Regions from separate parts of the Homo sapiens genome. Here region 2 is linked to region 1. Evidence: read pairs that join two places in POLR2A ChIA-PET (ENCODE). Cell type or tissue: OCI-LY7. All regions are shown on one strand. Each heading gives the region's core, and the rest is flanking DNA. Links, peaks and the distances in the headings are about the cores only.

Region 1 (2,806 bases), core at 51-2,550:
CGCTGACTGACGTATCCATTGTGGCTGTGGCTGCTGGCAGTGTTCTCTGACATCACCCTGCCCTCAGTGTACATTTGTATCTTCTGCAGGTACTGTTAGATCTTATAGACAAAGATTTTGTCATACTGTGCTCCAAGAAAGCTCTTCTCTAAGAAGACCTTAGATACTCCTGTTAAAGATAGAAAGGAGTGTGGTGCGTGGTATGATTTTGTACATACTGCCATCTAAGCATAGGGCGCCATTGGAGATTTTTGGCTAGCTTCCAGAACCTTCACAGAATTCAGTACTGTTTGCCATGATGGTATAACTTTCAGACTCCCCGAACTCTGCTCAGGTCCCTGGAACACTCCTAGGATTAGAAGAGCCTGTAGACTTGCCCTACAGTAGAAGCAGTGCAATAGAGTATGGCTTTTGGAGTCAGATGTACCTGGGTTCAAATTGTGGTTCTGCTGCTCATTAGCTCTGGGACCCTGGATGATTACGTGAATCTTTTGAGTCTCGGTTTCTTTATCTGTAGAATGTCAGTTTGTTTAACTGACATTCTTCATTTTTCAGTCGGCTACTGTATTTCTCCGGCATGTTGGACTGTCCTCCAGCATACACACGGAACTTACAGGCTGGTGAGAGGGGCAGGCATGTTGTTCCTTTCGAGAATGTGAAATAAGAGCATACCTAAACTAGAGCTGGATGGCGGTGATGGCCGCACGATAATGCGAATGTGAATGTTACTTAATGCCGCTGAACTGTATACTTGAATATGATTGAGATAGTAAATTTCATGTTATGTGTATTTTACCAAGATAAAAATAAAAAGACCAGGTGTGGTGGCTTACACCTCTAATCCCCGCACTTTGGGAAGCTGAGGCGAGAAGATCACTTGAACTCAAGAGTTTGAGACCAGCCTGGGCAACATAGTAAAACCCCATCTCTACGAAAATTTAAAAATAAAGATAAAAAATATGTAAAGTAAAATGGGGGACAAAAAGAATCTATCTAAAGTACCTAGCATAATGCCTGGCACATAGTAGATACTCAGTTAAATATTTCCTTACATTCTCTTTTTTCATGATTTGCCAAGCTGTAATTGCAGGTTACCCAAGTTTTACCCCATGAAAGGGGCTTTCTTTTGGCAGAGTTTTCTGGTTAGATGAATAGATTAGGGGGATCTGTGCCTTGCTTTTCTGTCGTAAAGGTACTCACACTTAATGTTTGGTCCCCAAATCCCTGAGCAGACCAAATTTCATTCTTTGTTCATGAGTCTTGATCTGAGGCCTGTTTTCATTATAAAAAGTGAAATAGGATTCTAGAAGCTGCATTTAGTTGTCCTTCATAAGGCTGTTAAGGGTTTATTTACTCCAGAATGATACCTGAGAAACAGGAAGCCATTCTATAAATCCATACTGAGCTTGAGGTAAGAGATCAGAAAGCTTCTCAGTCTCCCTCTGTCTGTGGACCTGGGGCATGTTGTGTGCAAGACAGAAAAGGAAGCTCTTCCTGTTTCCGGATATGCCAGGATGCTTACATCAGAAAGACTTTATCTGGTCTTCCTTGTCACCATGCACTCCCTTACTCAGTAGACCTAGGGCTGAGAAAATTACCCTTTGCAGACTCTAAAAAAGAAAACAGAAACTCTGTGGATATGAACTGAGAAAACGATTGCTAATGCTAAGTACAGTGGACTGGTGCATGAGTACTTCAGAAAAATGCTTGGCCCTGAATCTGTTCTGAGCTTCATCTTTCTTGGTCCCAAGAAGGCATTAGTTTTCTTTCCTTTCATACTTACCTGTTAGCATATGAGTGAGATCTCTGGTTTTAGGTTGAAATAAGATACTTATTTTTTGTTTTTGAGACAGAGTCTCGCTTGTTGCCCAGGCTGGAGTGCAGTGGCATGAGCTCAGCTCACTGCAACCTCCACCTCCTGGGTTCAAACAATTCTTCTGCCTCAGCCTCCCTAGTAGCTGGGACTACAGGCCTGTGCCACCACACCCAGCTAATTTTTGTATTTTTAGTACAGATGGGGTTTCGCTATGTTGGCCAGGCCGGTCTCAAAGCTCCTGACCTCAAGTGATCTGCCCACCTCGACCTCCCAAAGTGCTGGGATTAGAGACATGAACCACCACGCTTGGCCTCTTTTTTTTTCCTTTTTGGGATGGTCTCACTCTCTCCCCCAAGCTGGAGTGCAGTGATGCTATCATAGCTCACTGCAGCCTCAATCTCCTGGGCTCAAGTGATCCTCTTGCGTCAGCCTTCTGAGTAGCTGGGACTACAGGTGTGTGCCACCATGCTGACTAAGTTCTACATTTTTTGTGGGGACAAAGTCTCGCCATGTTGCCCAGGCTGGTCTCAAAACTCCTAAGCTCAAGCGATCTTTCTGCCTCAGCCTCCCAAAATGCTGGAATTACAAGCGTGAGCTACTGTGCCCGGCCAGGATACACCTTTTGTCTTAAATATAACTTAGTAATGGTGCATGTATTGAGGAGATAGTGTGGACAAACACAAACATTTATCTGATGTCTTGACTTTAGAAAGGAATGAGAAAATAAATAAATTTGTGTCTTCAGATCTTTTAATAACCAGCACTTTAATCCTTGGAAATCTCATCTCTAGATTAAAAAGCTGCATCCAGAGCGTCTTGGGGAAAGATAAAGGTAGAACGTGTTCAAACCTCAACTCTGCTCCCTTTAAGACATGTTAGTTACTGGAAAAAAAAAAGAGAGAAAAATAACCTCTGCTCCCTAAAACTTGGGGGACTTTAGAGAAGTTTTTCAACCTCTTTGCAACCTCTGTTTTCTTACCTGCAAAAATG
Region 2 (2,806 bases), core at 6-2,505, 76 kb after region 1:
GACTCAGGTTAAATGCTGGACCAGGCCCTCAAAGGTAGTCCACCTGAGCCCAAAACACCCTCTCTACAGCGGCTAACTAGCCCCGCTACTCTATTCTGTGACATCTAACAGTTTAAACTTTCTCCTACTTAGCCCTTTGGACTACACAAGGACCATGTCAGCGAAATCATCCTGGGTATTTCCTGACACAGGAATCAGCCTTTTATCTCCCCCACCTACAACAGGATTGAAATTGTCCTCTTGCCTGAGGGAAGGCTGCCCATCCCTCTCCAGGCTCTGTGCACCCACTTCCTCCTCCTCCTCCTCTTCGGGTGACTATGGGTGGAGTGAGCGCTTGGGAACCCTAGAGCTTGGGTTCTTCCTTCTCTCCTTCTCTCCTTAGGCCGGGAGCAGGGGCTCACGCCTGTAATCTCAGGACTTTGGAAGGCCAAGGCGGGTGGATCACTTGAGGTCAGGAGTTCGAGACTAGCCTGGGCAACATGGCGAAACCCTGTCTCTACTAATAATACAAAAAAATTAGCCGGGCGTGTTGGCAGCCGCCTGTAATCCCAGCTACTCGGGACGCTGAGGCACGAGAATCACTTGAACCCGGGAGGCAGAGACTGCAATGAGCCAAGATCGTGCCACTTGCACTCCAGCCTGGGCGACAGAGTGAGACTCTCTCTCAAAAGAAAAGAAAGGAAAAAAAAAGCTTGGTGTCCCCCCTGCCCGCCCCAAACCTTCTCATCTACCAGCACATGCCTCCTTGTCTATCTTCCGGGTGTCTGGACACTGAGGCCACAGAAGGACTGAACCAAGCTGGTCGGCCTTGTCCTTTCTCAAGGCTGGGGGCCAGAGGCAGGGTGGGCAGGGACGGGTTAGAGGAAGGAGTAACTCGAGGTTTTGCAGGAGCTGGGTCTGCAACCACAACATCCAGCCCCGCAGGGAAGTTGATCCAGGGGCGCCCCCCACCCCGTCCCCTGGAGCTGCAGTTGGACGCTGGGTCTGGGCCTGGAGCTCCGGAGCAGCCCCGCCAGCCCACAGGATACGTTTTTGCGTAATGCAGGGTGGAAGGCGGAAACAAGTACACAAGCCCCTGGTTCATTACATGGACACACGTTAGGCATCTACTGTGTCACCTGCTCCGTGCGGGGCTTTGTGGGAAACGCAATTGGCCTTGGTGCCTGCCCATAGAATGCGACCTGGGGAAAGGAATTCGTCGCCTTCCCCAGCAGTCTTTATCAAAAGGGTCGGTCTTTCAACGAAAACAGCAAGTGAGCTCTAAGTGTCCTGCCAGCCGCGGGACATAAGGCCGATCGAAAACCTCTGCTGAGGCAAGGAACCCGCGTCGAGGTCCCTTGCAGCATCCGAATACACTTCTCTTCCCAGCCACGCTCAAAATGGCCGTCGGTCCGTTCTTGGGCTCCGCGCAGGCGCACTTCAGCCTGCGATTCCCAACATGGCTCCGCCCAGGCGTCCCGGGGCGGGACCAAGAGCGGAAGTGGGTGTGACGGGGACGGGGGCCCGGTGGGCCCGCGGAGGAAAGATACTGGGGAGTGGGAGCCGCGGGGTTCAGAGCGATGATTCCCCCACAGGAGGCATCCGCTCGACGGCGGGAGATTGAGGACAAGCTGAAGCAGGTGGGCGTGGGCCTGGGGAGGCTGGGGAGGAGGTGAGGGAAAGGGGCCAACAGCGGGGCCTGATTGTCTACTCATGGAGGAGGCAGGGGTGGGAGGGAGCGCACCCAGCGAGGAGATGGGGTTGGGGGCTAGGCCGTGGGGTTGGGACGCAGTGGTCTCCTTTAGCTTCTGGTTTCTGGTGATGTCCTCCCCTTGCCTGCCCCCAGGAGGAGGAGACTCTGTCCTTCATCCGAGACAGCCTGGAGAAGAGCGACCAGCTCACTAAGAACATGGTGAGTCTCCCCGCAGCTGGGGGAGAGGGCAGGCCTCCGGACCCTGGGGGAGAGCCTTGCGACCTGGCGGTTCCGGTTCCTGCGGCCTGGAGTTCTGGAATGGGCAGCGACGGAGGCAGTGTGTGGGTTTATCTAGCAACAGTTTGGCATCTCTCCTGCCTAGCCCCCTCCCCATGTTCCGTACCCTCACTGAGGAGGCTGCACTTCCCACTGGCCTGGACTTGCTGCTTTCTGTCTAAGCTCGCCATTCTTCCTTCTCTCCTTCTGCAAACACTCAGTGAGTCTGACCAGTTGGGCTAGGTACTGGGCATATGTCATTGTCAGTGGACTCTCTGCCCAGGAGGTTGGCACTTTGAGATTCCTGAGGGCAGAGAAGACTCAGCCTTCACTCCAGAGGACTTTAGGGAAAGAAAGAGCTCTAAAGTCAGGCAGATCTGGGATCTAGTCCTTGCCCTTCTGCTTAAATGTGCGGCTCCTGATAGGTAACTGGTGTCAGCGAATTCATCTGCTAAAACAGAGACTGTGCCAGCCTCCCAGTGTGTCTGTGAAGGTCATATGCGCTAATGCATGCGACTGCATCTTGCACAGTGCCTGGTATACAATAGGTGCTCAATAAGTGAGTTTCCTTCTTTATTCCTAGGGGAGACTGGAAAAGCACAAAGTGAGTAAATACAAACTTGTATTTGCATTTAGTCACACAATAATAAAGTCCTAGTCCTTTTCTAAAAATTTTAATTTTTAAATTTTTTTTTTTAGAGGCAGAGTCTGGCTGTGTTGTGCAGGCTAGAGTGCAGTGGCATGACTGTAGCTCACTGCAGTCTCTAACTCCTGGGCTCAGGCAGTCCTCCTGCCTCGGCCTCCTAGCAGCTGGGACTGTAGGCACACACCACCACGCCTTGCTAATTGTGTGTGTGT

The links. Peaks named below come from ENCODE experiments on the same cell type or tissue, not always from the same donor. Only the 100,000 strongest peaks of a DNase experiment are listed, where the experiment ranks them.
Region 2: POLR2A ChIA-PET joins it to region 1 with 12 read pairs; 10 of 35 experiments call an interaction of 5 or more read pairs at or near these places.

Annotation. Positions count from the first base shown.
Region 1 is chr17:76,178,732-76,181,537 of GRCh38, reverse strand. All of the region lies in intron 2 of RNF157 (ring finger protein 157), which reads left to right. Among named protein-coding and RNA genes, the nearest start is that of FOXJ1, 39 kb to the right of the region's middle. In OCI-LY7, for the core only: a CTCF peak has its summit at 1,431; a DNase peak (open chromatin) is centred at 1,477; H3K4me3 peaks cover 915 bases; H3K27ac peaks cover 1,348 bases.
Region 2 is chr17:76,102,446-76,105,251 of GRCh38, reverse strand. EXOC7 (exocyst complex component 7) reads left to right here and starts at 1,465. Exons shown (of 19, transcript NM_001013839.4): 1 at 1,465-1,619; 2 at 1,826-1,891. The coding sequence starts at 1,560. In OCI-LY7, for the core only: no CTCF peak of the experiment used is centred there; DNase peaks (open chromatin) are centred at 1,431 and 1,891; H3K4me3 peaks cover 1,710 bases; H3K27ac peaks cover 1,485 bases.